2 separate regions of the Homo sapiens genome follow, and region 2 is linked to region 1. Evidence: chromatin loops called from intact Hi-C (ENCODE). Cell type or tissue: mammary epithelial cell. All regions are shown on one strand. Each heading gives the region's core, and the rest is flanking DNA. Links, peaks and the distances in the headings are about the cores only.

The links. Peaks named below come from ENCODE experiments on the same cell type or tissue, not always from the same donor. Only the 100,000 strongest peaks of a DNase experiment are listed, where the experiment ranks them.
Region 2: a loop joins it to region 1, with 4 times the contacts of the local background. A loop is called at or near these places in 80 of 110 quality-filtered maps.

Annotation. Positions count from the first base shown.
Region 1 is chr16:48,362,337-48,370,611 of GRCh38, reverse strand. It overlaps SIAH1 (siah E3 ubiquitin protein ligase 1), which reads left to right. Exons shown (of 2, transcript NM_003031.4): 2 at 8,182-8,275. The coding sequence starts at 8,184. It also overlaps a transcript of LONP2 not described here. Among named protein-coding and RNA genes, the nearest start is that of SIAH1, 19 kb to the left of the region's middle. RefSeq lists a silencer at 4,298-4,727 and an enhancer at 4,435-5,097. In mammary epithelial cell, for the core only: CTCF peaks have their summits at 4,348 and 4,766; DNase peaks (open chromatin) are centred at 3,961 and 4,651; H3K4me3 peaks cover 2,578 bases; H3K27ac peaks cover 3,163 bases.
Region 2 is chr16:48,537,326-48,545,600 of GRCh38, reverse strand. It overlaps N4BP1 (NEDD4 binding protein 1), which reads left to right. Exons shown (of 7, transcript NM_153029.4): 7 at 2,340-6,875. The coding sequence ends at 2,697. Among named protein-coding and RNA genes, the nearest start is that of N4BP1, 69 kb to the left of the region's middle. RefSeq lists enhancers at 2,979-3,479, 3,480-3,980, 6,528-7,027, 7,967-8,036. In mammary epithelial cell, for the core only: a CTCF peak has its summit at 3,263 (motif pointing right); no DNase peak of the experiment used is centred there.

The DNA of each region.
Region 1 (8,275 bases), core at 1,999-6,998:
AACCTGACCTCATGATCCGCCCACCTCAGCCTCCCAAAGTGCTGGGATTACAGGCACGAGCCACCGCGCCCAGCCGAAATCTATTTTCTTAAGTAAGGTGGGGATAAATGTCTAACTTTGGTCATTGGAAAGGTTAAATGAGAACATATGTAAACCATTGAGTCTACCTGGCACTTAGTAGGTGCTTAATATGTGTTTGGGGCAGTTCTTCATTAATGAAGAACTGTGTTTAGCTTGCTGACTCTGGAACCCGTTGAGACTAGCAGCAAGACCAAAACCAACAACCAAGGTCCAAGGAAAGACGAGAAAATTAAGCATGAAAATTTATATAGAGGGGTTAAGGAGTTACAAGAGTAATGTAATAAGAATTTATGTGGCTCTTCCTACTTAAGGGAAAGGGAAGGGAGTGGCCATTCTTGCCATCAGTCTCTGTTGGCTTGCTGGAGATTGAGGATACCTATATATTTTGGAAAATGCTTTAGCATATCAGAAGGTTATCTGCAAAGGGTTGAGAATGAAAATGGCATTAGGCTTTTCTTTCACTTACATCATTGAATAGCAGAAGACAGTGGGCATAGCTTACTTAGTTCTTAGAGAAGAGAGTTGTGACCAGGATTGTAAGCTGTGGAATTTATGCAAGAGCTTCAGACTTAGACTAAGATGGAGAGTTAATCACTTACGTAATCCTTTCAGAAACTTTCTTTGAAGTATTGTGATCACACCACAAAATTAAGGATTCAGGTGTAGTTAGGTTTGATTAATTGCTTTGACAAAGTTAGGAGCTTAGTACAATCTTTATTGTGCCTAGTGGGAAAGGGAAAGTTTTACTATTGGCATGTTGAAGGGCTTGCATTGTTTTAGGGGGATCTTACACTTTATTTATTCTTTCCCAGACAGGGTCTCACTCTGTTGCACAGACATAGCTCATTGCAGCCTTTACATCCCAGGCTCAGATGAGCCTCCCACCTCAGCCTCCCAAATAGCTGGCTCTACAGCGGATGCCACCACACCCAGCTAATTTTTTTGTATTTTTTTTGTGGAGATGAGGTCTCAGTATATTGCCTAGGCTTGTCTCAAACTCTTGGGCTCAAGTGATCCTCCCACCTCAGCCTCCCAAAGTGCTGGGATTACAGGTATGAGCCACCAAACTCCATGTATATCTAATGTTTAGCTTGGGTGGAAGCCTCAAAATAAAGTGACTTAGCAAGTGTTGTATTTTGCTTTGAACACATTTAAGTCGGGATTTGCCTTTCCTCTTTGTCTTCTGTTGACAGCAGCTTTCCTGGGTTTCCCTCATCTCCAGTAATCAATCTTTCTATACCTATTCAGTGTAACTTCTTCTGTAGCTGCAAAGTTTTCAGAATTATCTTCAGGAAAAATGGAGGTTTTAGGAAAAACATACAATTTTTAAGAAATCATTTTATTGCTTTGCTACAGTTCTGGAAGCTATAGATTGTTTAATTTATTGTCCTTATAACAGTGTTTGATTTTTTAACTTTTGGCATTTTAACTTGTTGAATTTTTAAGAGACTTGCTTTGATTTTGTCATTGTGTAAGAAGCAAGTAAGTCTTCAAATAGAAGCAATGTTTAATTAACATTTTAACGTAAAACATTTTCTACATAATACCTGCCACAATGTCAAATGAGTTTGGAAAATACCCTTTTAACCTAAAGGCATTCTGGGAACAAGAAAAGCCTTAAGTGTTTTGAATGGAGGAGTTTTATTTAATTAAGATTTCTAATGGAAAGAGCAAATTTGTAATCTGATACCTATAATTTTATTTTATATTTTATTGTTTCTAAGAATAATTTTTGTTTTACTAGAGATGGGGTAGTGATAATTGCATCCTACCCTTTCTTTTTTTTTTGAGATGGAATCTTGCTCTGTCGCCCAGGCTGGAGTGCATGCAGTGGCACGATCTTGGCTCACTGCAGCCTCCGCCTCCTGGGTTCAAGTCGATCTTGGCTCACTGCAGCCTCCGCCTCCCAGGTTCAAGTGATTCTTCTGCCTCAGCCTCCCAAGTAGCTGGGATTACAGGCACACGCCACCATGCCCGGCTAATTTTTGTATTTACTTAGTAGAGACAAAGTATCACCATGTTGGCCAGGATGGTCTTGAACTCCTGACCTCAGGTGATCCACCTGCCTTGGCCTCCCAAAGTGCTGTGATTACAGGCGTGAGCCACCACGCCCAGCTGTTTTTTGTTGTTGTTGTTTTTTACTAAATTAAGAATAAACATGTTTTACTTTTTGCTCATTTTGACTGTTTTCACAGTTGTTAATCAGACTAATCTTTATAAAGCAGTTTATTGTCCCCTTTGGAGAAAATACAGCTAAAAATCACCAGTATCCTCATATAGGTAACTGATTCATTGGTCTGATGTTGTAGCCCTCTTGGTTTCTCACCCCGTCCCTCACGTCTGTGTTCTATTTGTAACTTCATTTACAATATATTATGATTTTTTTCCATATCTGACTACATTTCTCCATTTTAAACTTTTATAAGTAATTTATAAAAGGAAACAAAGATTACCACGTGGAATTGAGAATAAAAGTTTATCTTTCTACTGTTAAGTATGCTAAGGTGGTAAAGCAATGGCTGAATGCTCTGAAATTACTAAGACAACATTAAAGGCTGATTCTAAAATGTTTTTGTTTAGATTGACATCTACTTAAACTATATACCAAACTGGGCTTGGGACGTAGGCTTTAGAAAGTGTAGGTAATAGTGCATTCTTGCTAAGTTTTGGATTTTTGCCAGTTTTGGATTCTATGGGCTTGTCTTAAGGTACTTCTGTGAACTTTTCAGCTTTTTGTAAAACTAGTGTAAATATTCTACCTAGTTGAGAATTAAGGTTTATTGTGCTAAAAATTAAATGGTGGTTGATTCTTGGCAGACATGTTTGATCACCTTTGCAAGGTTAAGGCATCTTTTGGAGTGTGTTTCTTGGAATCTACAAATTCTGAGTCTGTGACTAATTGATGACTTGGCAATTAAATCAGGTCTCAGCTGAAAACTTAAATATTCTGGAATATGTACCATCCATGATACACATAAATTACCCATCTCAATCTAGACAAAAGCCAGTTGAGGCTGGAAACAGTCCAGTTTTACAGCTCAACAACTGGTGGAGCCGGGGTCTGAATCCAAGTGTAGATGACTCTAGAATGCTTCCACTTTTCTGACTTAATTAAGTAGAGGGGCCTGTCCATAGATCAGTGGTTTTCAGAGTGTGCTGTAAGGCTCTGTACAGATCTTTTGGAGTTTGGTAAACAGTGAAATATCTTTTGCTTGAGAAATAATCAGTCATCTTTTTGTTGTATACATTTTGGTTCTGTTTGGAAGAGTTTCTCTATATGAAATTTTCTTCTCTAGGGAAATTTAAGACCTGTCGAATGAAAAAATATTAGAAAATAAAAATATAGACTGGGCACAGTGGCTCAGCACTTTGGGAGGCCAAGGCAGGCTGATGGCTTTAGCCCAGGAGTTCGAGACCAGCCTGGGCAACATGGGGACTCCCTATCTTTACAAAGAAAATTAACGAGAGTGGTGGTGCCAGCCTGTGGTCTTAGCTACTGGGGAGATTGAGGTGGGAGGATTGCTCGAGCCCAGAAGACCGAGGCTGCGGTGAGTGGAGATTGTGCCACTGCACTCAGACCTGGGCAACAGAGTGAGACCCTGTCTCAAAAAAAAGGAAAAAAAGTAGTTGTGGGGCTGACTGTGTCTATTTTCAATTATATTTCTTTTCCTAATGCTGTTTTGTGTAGCCTGTATTGTAAAACGAGGTTGAGGTGATTGAACACACTTAATAGAGTGAGGAAGTGGTTAGAGTTAAAATTTCCTGCTGAAAGTGGGTAATCTGCAATTCCTTGCATTGGGTTCACTCCTCACTGCCAACTCTTGCTGCATTTTGAGGCTGCCCTAAGCATGATGTAATGACAGGTTAAACCTCTGCACGCACTAGCTGATGCAATGCAAATCTGAGGCGCAGGACTTTATTGGGGCAAGGGTAGTGCTTGTTTAAAAACAAAACAAGCTACTCTGCGTTTAATGAGGCCATTTAAGATGGCTTTCCCAGAGTGGGAAGAGAGTATAATCTCTTAGGAGGTTTAAGTAGGAGTTTAATGTGGCAGAAGTGTGCTTACTACTTTTCCTGCAAAGTCTTTTCACAGTGGGTAAGGAGAGTTTAAAATATAGTGCTGATAGGAGTAGAAATGAAGTGAGCTAGAATTGAGGAAATATGGTAGTTGATGCCCGGTAAATAGCCGTTGAATGAATTAGGGAGAATGTTTTCACTCTAAAAATTTAGAGTTCGCACGATAAACCTGGAGCGTAGCGCCAGTGTGGCCACGCATTTCCCAGATACGCTGTAGCTCTTAGATCGAAACCATAAGAAACTGCCGATATTCGACTGTTCTGACCTACCGAAAATAGCGTGGTTCCACCTAATTTTAAACTGGTGGAAATGCTGAGGAAGGTTCGATGTCGCTGGGGTGGGATGGGGTCAACGGCGGGGTGGCGGGGGCTCCCCCACGCCCCCGGCCTTTGGCTGGGGGGCGGGGCTTGCGGGCACGGCCCCACCCTTGCGCGAGCAAGACGGGCATCGCCCTGTGCGCCGCGCGCCCTGAACTGGCCCTGGCGCCCCGGGTTGGAGTAGGCGTTCCCAACGCAGGCCCAGCCCCGGCCGAGGCTCCAAATGGCTCTCCCGGCAGGCAGGCTCCTGCAGTAACTCTTGAGCTGGCTCAGGGAGCGCACTTCCTTCTCAGCCAGCGCGTCGCCCCCTGCATCCGTGGCCTCCACTGGAGCTGGGCAGGACCCTACCCAGTGAATCTGGAGAAAACAAACTTGGGAGACAGACGAAAGCTTAGGGCACATTGGAGGACAGCGCAGCTGTGGCTCCCATTTTTGGAGATGCAGTCGAATTTGAGCTCACAGGGAGGTGTGGTTGCCTCCTGGGGATGGAAAGGCTTCCTTTCTCCACCTCTGTAACTGGTGCTTCTGAGAAGTAAATGGTATTTGGATCCTGACCTCAGACGCGAATTTGGGTCTTCTGTGCTTAGGAGCAGAAAGAGCCCAGGAGGGGCCTGTTCCTTTACTTCTTGGGGGAAACGCAATGCGTGGCCTGACTTCTCATGACGGGAAAGGCTACTCCACCTTCTCTGTACTCCTGGAGGGGAGTCTTGTTCACATGTTTACCAGCGGCCAGGACAAGGAAGAGAAAAGGTATTGACATTAAGAGGATGGTTTGCTGAGGCTGTGAAACTTGAACGCTATTAGTCAGTGGAACCTGCCTGGCTTAGGGAATGGCTGCAGCAGAATCGAGACGTTTCCGAGGTTCTCAGTCATGTTTCATTTGGGCTGCTGTTCTTTTTTCTGTTTAAATCAAACTTCAGGTTACGTCATGACTTCTGCAGGGCTGTCCTTGGTTCCTACTGCAGGGCGCCTGTGTGGTTGGGATTCCTTTTCTGTTTCAAGATGGAGCTGGGTTCCACCCTTGGAGCTTTGAGAGGCTTTAGCAGTTGCTGTCCTGTAATACCTCCGTTCCCAAGAAATACCGTTCACATTTCGCTTCTTTTTCACACTTTGAATAGGAGTTAAAATGTGCTTTCTGTAGTGTTTGGAAAATGGCAAAGATATATTGTAATGTGAGCCCGAACTGTTGTTGATAAATGTATAACTATTGCTAGGTCAAGAAATTGTGAACAACAGTGTTTTGCTTGGTCCGTAGCTATATTGTGTTAAATATAAACTGAGTTTACTGCCCTTGGATGTGATTCTTTGGTTTGATTTAGTAATTTGAAAGGCATTGGTTGACTAGACTGTTTTTTGCCCAAGGAACCACTTTGTAATTGTTACGCTGCTTACTGAAGTAAACTGGACCATGCAGTAGGCATACAGCATACAGCCAGGGTGTTTTGGCAATGCTGAGCCCACTGTTTTACAAGTGACATAAAATGGATGTCATATGTACAAAGAATCTACTGAGAGGGAAACTGGATTACAGGAGAGCTCCCTTATAGTCCTTTGTCAGGGGACAGAATACCTGGGTCACACTGGGCTTCAGATTGAGAGTTGATTCATGTTCTGAGTCCATATGATGAGACACATTACGATGGAATTGTCACTTTTGTTGCCTCTGGAACTTTAAAATACCCGTTTAGTGACGTGGAATTAATCTTTATTTTTTCCGTCACCCTCAGCCCTCATTTAAGCTATCAGTTGGTAACCACTTGGGTAATCTAAACCTAAGTTGCATTTATTTGGTCACATTGGTAACCAACATTGCTTCTTAAAAGTTCCTTGCAACAGAATGACTATAATTGAGATAAAACATTAATTTTGAGGCTTTAATTTTGTAATATGGATTAGTGGCCGGGCGCAGTGGCTCATGCCTGTAATCCCAGCACTTTGGGAGGCCGAGGCGGGTGGATCACGAGGTCAGGAGTTCGAGACCAGCCATGGTGAAACCCCGTCTCTACTAAAAATACAAAAATTAGTCGGGCATGGTGGCGGGCCCCTGTAATCCCAGCTACTTGGGAGGCTGAGGCAGGAGAATTGCTTGAACCTGGGAGGCAGAGGTTGCAGTGAGCCGAGATCGCGCCATTGCACTCCAGCCTGGGCAACGAGCAAAACTCCATCTCAAAAAAAAAAAAAAAAAAAAAAAAAAAAGATTATGGCTTAGTAGAGTTACTAGGAGTGCAGTCTTAGGACATTGACTGATCTTTTTTTTCACCCCCAAGACAAATAGTGGCCTGCCATTTTCCAGCCCAGGTAGCTTCCTGGGAAAAGTTGCTTGTTTTATCTTTGACTCAGCCTGGCTAGTTACATTGTCGATTATTTCTTCCAGATGATATTTACCTGTTAAATAATGTTTATTACTCTGCTGATGAATGTTTTCAGCAACGCTGGAGAACCCTAGGCTGCAAGGGGTTCTTCACCTGTTGACTCCATCCCCCACCCCCAGTATGGCATATATCTCTGCCGTGCTATCATCTTTATTCTTTCCTTTTTCATTGTCTCTTCCTGACTGTCCTCCTTTGTTCATTATGTCTGACACATATTGTGGATTGAAAGTAGAACAGAAAGATATACTTTCTCTACCAGACTAAAAAGTTTTGAGATGGCCCTCCATTTCTCCCATGCCTCACTTCACCTTAGTTGTGTTTTTATTTATTTTTATATTTTCGCCACCTTCACTAGCGAGTACATCCCCTCACTCTTGAGGTGGGCACTGATCAGTAGGAAATAAGATTAATACCTGGCTGGTGATAATTTGGGGGGAAGACTTAATTAGATAGAGATGGATAATGGGATGGCAGCAGACCTTTCCCCTTGTGACCCTTCCCCTCATTTCCAAAATACACCTCTAGAGTAGATAATTGCTTACCATTAAGAAGAGTTAATGGAAGGTGATACTCTGATTCTTTGGCATTGGAACTACATTCAATCCGCGGTATCCTCGGATTAGTTCTAGGACCCCCTTCTCCATACCAAAACCTGAGGATGCTCAAGTCCCTGATAGAAAATGGTGTCATATTTGTATGTGCATATTCTCTTGTATAATTTAAGTGATCTCTGGATTACTTAATACAATGTAAACAATATGTAAATAGTTGTTATAGACTGTATTTTAAAAATTTTGTATTCTTTATAAATTTTTCTGAATATTTTCAATCCATGGCTGGTGAAGTCCTCGGATGCAGACCGTGTGGATACAGAGTGCCGATTTTATACAGGAGTTCACCTGTAACTCCCTGTACCTATCAACAGCTGACTCCAAATTAGAAAGAAATAGAGTAAGGGAGCCTCAGGGAGAGTCCTAGCAAAACGGATTCGATTAAACTTCAGTTCCTTGTATAGTTTCTTTAGTTGTTTATGGTCCATTTTCTATTTTAGCATTTATTATTCTATGTAGTCTATCCAAAGACGATTAAGGGAGTTCCACATGTTTTCCGGAACATTTTGAAAAGAGAGCTTATCCAGTGTACAGATCCTAATAAAGTGCACATTCAGTGTAATTTTATTTTTTTAATATCTTTTTTAATCCTATTTTTCTTCCTCTTTTGCTCAGTAAATTTTGTATGAAACTTTAAAAGGACTTATGGCATGTAAACATTATTTATAAAGTAAGTCATGGTTATAATTATTTTTCTCCTGCCTCCTTATGTATTTATTTCAGAAATGAGCCGTCAGACTGCTACAGCATTACCTACCGGTACCTCGAAGTGTCCACCATCCCAGAGGGTGCCTGCCCTGACTGGCACAACTGCATC
Region 2 (8,275 bases), core at 1,212-6,211, 180 kb before region 1:
TTTTTATTGATTTATTTTTTTTGAGATGGAATTTCACTCTTGTTGCCCAGGTTGGAGTACAATGGCGCGATCTTGGCTCACTGCAACCTCCGCCTCCCAGGTTCAAGTAATTCTCCTGCCTCAGCCTCCCAAGTAGCTGGGATTACAGGTGCACGCCACCATGCCTGGCTAATTTTTTGTATTTTTTTTTTTTAGCAGAAACGGGATTTTGCCATGTTAGCCAGGCTGGTCTCGAACTCCTGACCTCAGGTGATCCACCCGCTTCGGCCTCCTAAAGTGCTGGGATTACAGGCGTGAGCCACTGCGCCCAGCCTTTTTGTAGGTTTAAAAAGACAAAGCCGGGTTTGGTGGCTCACGCCTGTAATCCCAGCACTTTGTGAGGCCGAGGCAGGTAGATAACTTGAGGTCAGGAGTTCGAGACCATCCTGGCCAACATGGTGAAACCCTGGCTCTACTAAAAATGCAAAAATTAGCTGGGTGTGGTGGTGCGTGCCTGTAATCCCAGCTGCTTGGGAGGCTGAGGCAGGAGAATCACTTGAACCTGGGAGGCGGAGGTTGCAGTGAGCCGAGATCGTGCCACTACACTCCAGCCTGGGTTACAGAGCAAGACTCTGTCTCAAAAACAAACAAAAAAACAAAGCTAGTTTTCCAAGCTGGTGGTCACTTACTGGCGAATACTACTTAGGTTCATCATGTATGTGTGAGAGCTCTCCCTCTGAATCACGAGTGCCTGATGGGGTCATTTTGTATGTGTGAGTGTCTTTTTACATTCACTTTCTAAAGTCATTTGCTTTGAACATGTTATGCTTATATTAATTTCCTTACTGCTTAGGAATCACTGCCTGGGGGAACTGACCATTACTTTCTACCTTCACTGAATGGAAAAGCCAGTATTCAATATTTATCTGAAAATGATTTGGTAGTTTAGGTTTTCTTTGTTGTAGTTGGGGTTTGTTTTGTTTTTAGGACACCTTGTTAGTGGTTGTTTCTGTTTTCATAATTCTTAGGTAACAGACATTAACTAAAGATTCCTGTGAACCTAACAGGGAGATCATATGACCCCATGACTGATGTTTACTCTTTTTAAAAACTAAACCAGGCTGCACTTCTGTGCATTCCCAGCTGGTATTTGCATGGGGGTGTGATGGGGGGTCTAAGCTGAGAGGAAGACACACAGCTCTCTCAGCATTTTTAGGCAGTCACACTTTCCAGCTGATCTTTTCCATTTGCAACAGGAACCACTGGGAGCTGTAGGTTTGGATTCAGTGGTAGGTGGTGATGGGTTTCTTTTTTTACATGGTGGTCTCTTCTACCTAGGAGACCACTACAATTTCAACTCCCTGGTCTTGTGAATCATTTCTCTTTTGAGCCTTTGGGTTTTATGACACAGACGAGGACTTAATTCCCAAATGCCATGCTTTTCTACCCACATGAAGAGAATGGCAGCCATTTTCCACACCTGCTGTGCTCATCAGTCCATCTCATTTTGCTTCCCCACATCTGAACTTGGAAATCCCCTGCTGGGCTTCAGGCCCGAGGCCTGTGTCAGAGCATCAATCAGGTCCGCGGGTCAGAGTTACCAGAAGGAGAGTCCTCTGCTTGCTCCTGCTCCTTGAGCAACCTGGCACGGGGTCTGTCCTGCCTGCCTTTTCACTCTCACTTGGTGGCTCTTTGTGGAGCGGCTCAGAAATCGGTTAAGAAGTTGGGAATCACTTCCATCACAGAGGGGCTGTTGAAGTTAGTTGAGCTTTTGAAGTTGGGGAAACTTCAGCTAGCCTCATTTCTCGCCTGCAGGCCGAGTCCAGTGGGAGGCTTTTGAGCGATACAGATGCCCTCCCTGTACACACATACTCGCACATACCCATGTGCATACAAGTGTGGGCACCCACCCACACCTCATCTAGACTGAGTCGGTGGGGACTGCCACTCTCCCCAAAAGGAGTCTCTTCTAATTTCTATTAATCAGGGTCCTGCACAAAATCAAAATCTTCAGAAGAGTAAGACACTGTTAAACCTTTTGAAAGCTCCCAAGGGTACCCTGGTTAGAGCCAAACAGCTGGATGGGGTCAGTCCTCACAGCAGAAGACCTGGGAGGGTGGTGCTCCCTCATAGAGCGCATTGATTCCCTGGCACGCCTTGAGGTGATGTCAGTGAAATCCCCGCAGGCTCCTCTGTGGGTGTCTCATGGCACCATCTCCACCTCAGTCTTGCATCCTGCCTTTGGAAGCCAGGGAGCGGCATCCTGAGCCTCAAGGCCTGCCGCAGGTACCTTCTAAAATAGCTCTATGATTTTTTGTTTACTTATAACCCAACTCACCAGGACTCACTTCCATTCACAGAGATATGCAGCCCCTACTCAGTGCCCTGCCAAATGTGGGCATGTTTGACCCCAGCTTCAGAGTCCCTGGCACCCAGGCAGCCAGCACCAGCCACCAGCCTCCGACCCGGATTCAGGGAGCCCCTTCAAGCCACTGGCTCCCTCAGCAGCCCCACTTCCCACTGCTGCCAGCCCTCCCCAGTCTCCAGCAGAACCTGCCCATGCCAGCTCAGAGATCTTCTGCAGAAACCAACGAGCTGAGGGAAGCCCTTCTGAAGATCTTCCCTGACTCAGAGCAAAGACTGAAAATAGACCAGATCTTGGTGGCCCACCCATACATGAAAGATCTAAATGCGCTTTCTGCCATGGTGTTGGATTGAAGATTGTGCTGAGCGCTGAGCTTGCGCTCAGGGCTGGCTGATCAAACTCAAGCTCACACCTGTACCTGATGGGAATGAACATAATGTGAAGAAACTTATTTCCCAGTGTAAACGCAGTTGTACAGAAAAAAAATGTTTTGGGTATAAATCTGGGTTTTCAAAACCAGCTTTTTTCTATATATAAATTATGCTGCTATTACAGATTTAACATTTTCTGTTAAAGGAAAGTCTACATTTTCTGCCTGTTCAGAACTGTTTAATAGCAGTTACTCTTGAGTGTATTTACCTTTTTATGTTTTTTAAACTATTTTCCTTAAAGCCGAAAATATTGACAAATGGATATGGTTAGCCTTTATAAATAAATAAAAAAAAAAGTGTTGCTTTCTTAAGGAAAGCAAGACGTCTTAAAGTATATTTTCTTGAGATGAGTATGTCCCATCACTACCATGAAGTGTGCTCACCCTTCCAGCCTCCTCTGCCCTCACCCCCGGAGTTAAAGTGGGTAAGAGTTGGTTTGTTCTGCAGTCTTTGGTTGGAGTGTTGTGAAAGTGGACCCGCGGTGCCACTAGATGGCACTTGGTGCCTAGCCATGGTGAATGACCAGGGCGAAGTTAGTCTCACAGAATACCAGGGCTAGAAGACATCGTGGAGCCCATGGAGTCCCACCCTCCTTCCCCCTTCCACCCTGCGCAAAAGGGGACGGCCCAGTGTGCACGCCGTCCGGCCATGCCCACAGCCACAGCCACAGCTGAGGAGTGGCCGGGCAGGCAGCAGGCTCCCCAGCCAGGGCTTGACACGCCCACAGTCAGGGGCCTCCACATGCCTGGCCTGGCTCTGGAAGTCACGTCTTAGCTTCTGAACACCGTAGCGGGTTATGAGGAAGTTTAATGAAGAGCCCGGTCACTGTGGCCATCTTGTGTCCCCAACTGCAGGAGACGCCCTGATGTGGAGTTTGTACAGCTTTGCCAAAAAATGGTTTTCTATTCTCAAAAGTGACCCAAGCCAATAAATAGCATTAGTAGCTTCTGTGGGGGGATCCCAGAGCCCCTGTATTTATTTTCCCTGTGTTTGTCTCTAGTGTCCTCCTAAACAGCCTTTCCTGTGAGTCTTTCTCAGAATTGATATCTTAATATTGTCTGTTCTAGGTGTTGCCCAAATTCAGTGTCAGTGAAGTTCTTTTCCTGGGCAATCTTAACATCTTTACTCTTATTGTCTGGACCTTCAAAGGGCTTTGTATTTTACACCTGCGCCCCCAGGCTGCTCACAGTCGGCTTGCTGCCTGTCCTGCCTGTCCGGATCTTGTCTCCTAGTCCTGAGGAGCGGAGGCTGAGAACTCAGTGCTGGTTTGTAAATGGTGAGGGGACTTGGGGGCATCCCAGAGTGCTCCCTCCAGGCCTGCTTCTTGGTTTTGTTTGATCACTGCGTTCTTCAAGGGATGAATCCAGAGCCCTCCATGAGGCCAAGCTTGTCCTTCAATCATGTTTCCTCTCAGATGCGTCCGTGATGCCTCCTAATGTGGAACTGGTTGTCCATTGTTTGGGCCTATGGCCAAGTCACCCAGCTGTGGAAGCAGAGGTAGAAGACGAGGCCAGCCAGGAGGGCGACTTCAGTCACAGCTCCCATGCCTCAGCTTTGTACCTGTTTTCAAAAGCACAACTGAGGTGTGCGGGCTGGAGCTGTCTTGCAGTGATTCTGGCCTTCTGGCTCATGGTTCAGTCCAGCAGCCTGGCTGACCCACTATTTCTCCTCTGCTTCAGAGGAAACCCAGGAAATGCCCTTACTGCCAGGCTGAGTCTCCACCCATGCTGGTTGGTGCTGGCTAGGCTGAGGGGGCCACCACTTTTCCTGGCTAGAAGCTACTTGACCTTTGATGTTTGAGTTCTGTAAGTCTTCGTGTTCTGACTTACTGCTTCAGAGGGATTGGCCTGTCCCCTTTCCCTTTCTCGGCTATGGGAAGGAAGGATTGCTCATTGGTTGCCTTCATCAGTTACAGCATGAGACGGAATTCATCATTCCTTCCGAAACCCCTGATATTTAATATTTAATATTTAAAAACCCAAATTATCAAACCATTAAGAACTCATTACTGGTTCTCAGCCTCCTCCAGTACTAGCCTCAGTGTGGCTGCTGCATAAGTATCTGTAGCCTGTCTACCTCCTGCAGTGGGGCCGCTCGCCTCTTCCCTGTCTACTGCTCAGGCTCTCCCACTTCGTGGCATCCATGTAAAGTAGGTGGCAGGGCAGAGATGTCACTCTCATTCAACAGGGAGGATGTCTGTTGCTCAGAGAGGTTGTCCTGAGGGGCTGGGTGATTCCTGGGCCTACATTCTTCCCGAGGCTCCAGGCCGCTGTCTCTGGAAGTAAAAGAGCCTTGTCTGACCTTAATGCAAGCAGTCTGTTTGAACCCCTGTAGGCTGCATTCAGGAGACAGAAGGTGTCTGGGCCATCCTGGGCGGCCGGTCAGCGTTGCTAGGCAGGCTCGGCTGTCTGGCCGGGACTTGGGCCTGGGTGGCTTTTGAGACCAGTGAAGAAGGGAGAGCCGGCCTCATGCCGATGCGGCTTGTGGCACGGCTGGGATGTGAGGGAGGACTCAGATCTACACACAGAAACCCCTCTTCTCCCCGCCCTCCCCCAGCTCCTACCTGCCTCCCACGCCTCAGGTGTGGCTGCCTGTGGGACCATCCCCCAACCCCTTTCCTCGCACCTCCTTGTCCTCACCCAGTTCCTGCAGTGTCTCTGACCCACGCCTCCCGCCTCCTGGCCGACTTGCCCAGGAGGTGTCTCTGGCTCACCTCCGTCTGTTCATCACCTTCCTCCCCAGTGTTTCCACTTATCTTGGATGTTTTAGATTGAAACAGCCTGATTCCCGGAAGAATCCTCTTCATTCATTGCTAGTGCTTCCCCTCACCTCCCACTCTCCACTTCCCAGTTTGCAAATGTGGCTTTCGCCCACCAAGTGAAAGCGGACTGAGAGCAGCCCTTGGGGACGGCCCGGTGCCTGGCTGCAAGGCCGCGCTGGGGCTCTGTCTTGGTGCACATGGCTTGACCGGACTTTCCCTGCTTCCCACCACTTCCCTCACTCCCAGACCTCCCTCATTCTTTTTGTCTCTTCTTTTTGCCTAAAGCCAGTCCTTAACACCCTATTCTTCCTCTGCAGGTGGCTTGCAGACTTTTCCCCACCTTTGGGGCTCGTGGTGGTGGAGAGGGCAGCTGGTGTTAAGAATGTAGGTTACCGGGCATGACCCGGCAGATGCTTGCCCAGTAGTTCTGGAGGAAGGCCCGGGAATCTGCAAATGAGCGCATTCCCCAGGCAGTTCCCATGCAGGTGATCCACGGACCACATGTTGAGAAACTGCAGTCACCCTTAGGGCCACACCGTCCCTCTCCTCGCTGTCCCCTCTCTGTAGTGACTGGCCCTGACCTTCAGGAGTGCACTTTCCACTCTACCAGGAAGCCCTATGACATCCTCAGGCTCCCCAGACCTGCAGCTTGCATGGGGCCCCTCCCTTCTTCCACACCCACCCTCCGTATGGTCCCCTGCTCTGCCCTCGTGCTTTGCTGGCCCCTGCCCGCTACTCCCACTCTCAGACACCCAGGGGTGGTGGGCCCTAACTGGCTGGCCCCTCCCAGCGCTGCCCTCTGCCGTCCAGATGCTGCAGTGTGGCCAGATTTACCTTCCAGTAACATACTTCTAGTCACCCCTCCTCCTGCGAAGTGATCTGCAGTGGCTGTTTGACCAGACCACAAAGTTCACATCTCCTGAGCTTAGTGTCCGTGGCTGTCCACCTCCCAGCCATACTTGACTGTCCCCAAACTCTCCCTGCAGCCACATGTTTCCCATGACCTGTGGGCTCTGCAGATGGACCTCTCTCCGCTAGAGATGCCCTTCTCCCAAATGGCTTCCCTCCTGGAAGGCCCAGCCTGAGTCCTCGTCTCCTTTCCAGTGCTTCTGCCAGAAGCATCCCCATGATGTTGTGACCGCACAGCACTTTGTGTCTCGCTTTGAGCACTTGCCACTCTGGCTGGTGCTGCTGCCACTGATTGTGTACTGTCTTGCTGCCCTTTCTAGACTGTGAGCTCCTCGTGGGCAGGGACCGCCTGTGTTCTCTGTATTTCCCACGGCGCCTAGCACAGTGCCTTGCACTTGATAGGTGCTTAATAAATGTCTGCTCAACTGAACTGGAGGACAGTGCCTTCTTGACTGCGGCATCTGGCAGCAGGACCAGTAAGAGGCCGGGAATCCACTGCCCTGCAGTGGGACAGTGGGGTGGGGCTGGGGTCACTCCACTCCCTTCTCCCTCCCCTGCCAGGCTCCAGCACATGGCATCCTGGGCACACAGGTCCGGGGAGGGGTACCTGGCGCAGGCTGCATACTAGATGCACTCAGGCTTCCTGGCCAGGGCCGACAGCCGGCCCAACCTATGCCAGTCCAAGTCACTCCTGGGGAGTTCCTCTGTGGTGGTGGGAATCGTGGGATGCCAGGCCCAGGTCTGTCAGAAGCCATTTTCCACCCTGGGGGAAGTCGACCTGTGGCAGGAAAGAAGCGGCGACGTGAGAGAGGTTCCTGGCAGCATGAGCCTTGGGTTCCTGTTGTCAGGAAAGCCCTTCCTCGGACGTCACCACACCCCAGTATTCTAACACACTTTTTGCTTAAGCTGGTCATTCCAGTTGGATTTACGTCCTTTGAAATCGAGTCTTGAGTAACACGTGTTACTGTCTTTAGCAAGGATTTGCAGATTGTTTAGAAAGGTCCAAAGACCTGCACAAACAGGGCTTCAGGAGTATCCACCCCAGTCAGAAAATGCTGGAAGGGGCCAACTATTTCGGAGTTGAGTAACTTGAAACTCAGGCCTGGTGCCCCTCAGCAGAGAACTCGGCCTGGCTCTCGAGCTGTTCCCTGCTGCCGTGGCTCTGTGCCCATCCCACTGCCTCTTCAGTCCCCTGACGGCAGTTCTTTTCCCCAGTTCCCTAGTTGGGCAAATGCCAGCACTGTTCATTTGGAGTTTGACTTTCTGTATACTTCAGAACTGTAACTAAGCATTATTTTATTATGCCTATTTTACAGATGAGGATTTCCTCACCTGTAAAATAGGCATAATAATGCTTTCTACTTCAAGGGTGACATGAGGAATAAACGTGGTGCTTAGAACTGTGCCCAACCCAGAGCCCCGCTCAGTGACTGCTACTGGGGCTCTGATCAGCAGCCCTGCGGACACCTACCTAACTATTCGCCACCCTTCCAGGTCATCCCACACCCCCACCAGCCAGGTCTTATCTCCAAGTGCTAAGCCGTCATCCTCCAGGTTCTGAACGCACTCCTTTATCCCTGTGGTCCAATGATGAGGGTGCTTAGGTTAGGGCCTACATTTCTTTCAGTGCCTCAGCAGGGCCATGGGAAGTCCAGCTGTTCTAGAGAGGGCATTGTTCCTTGAACAAGGCAGGCACTTGGGAGAGTCCCTCGGGTGCCGTCACCAGAGAGAGCACCCGGAGGAAGTGAGCACAGCCACTGCCTGCCTGCAGGGTGCTGAGAAAGCTGAGGCCGGCAACCAGTGTCGTGCCCTCACCACCCATGTGCCCGG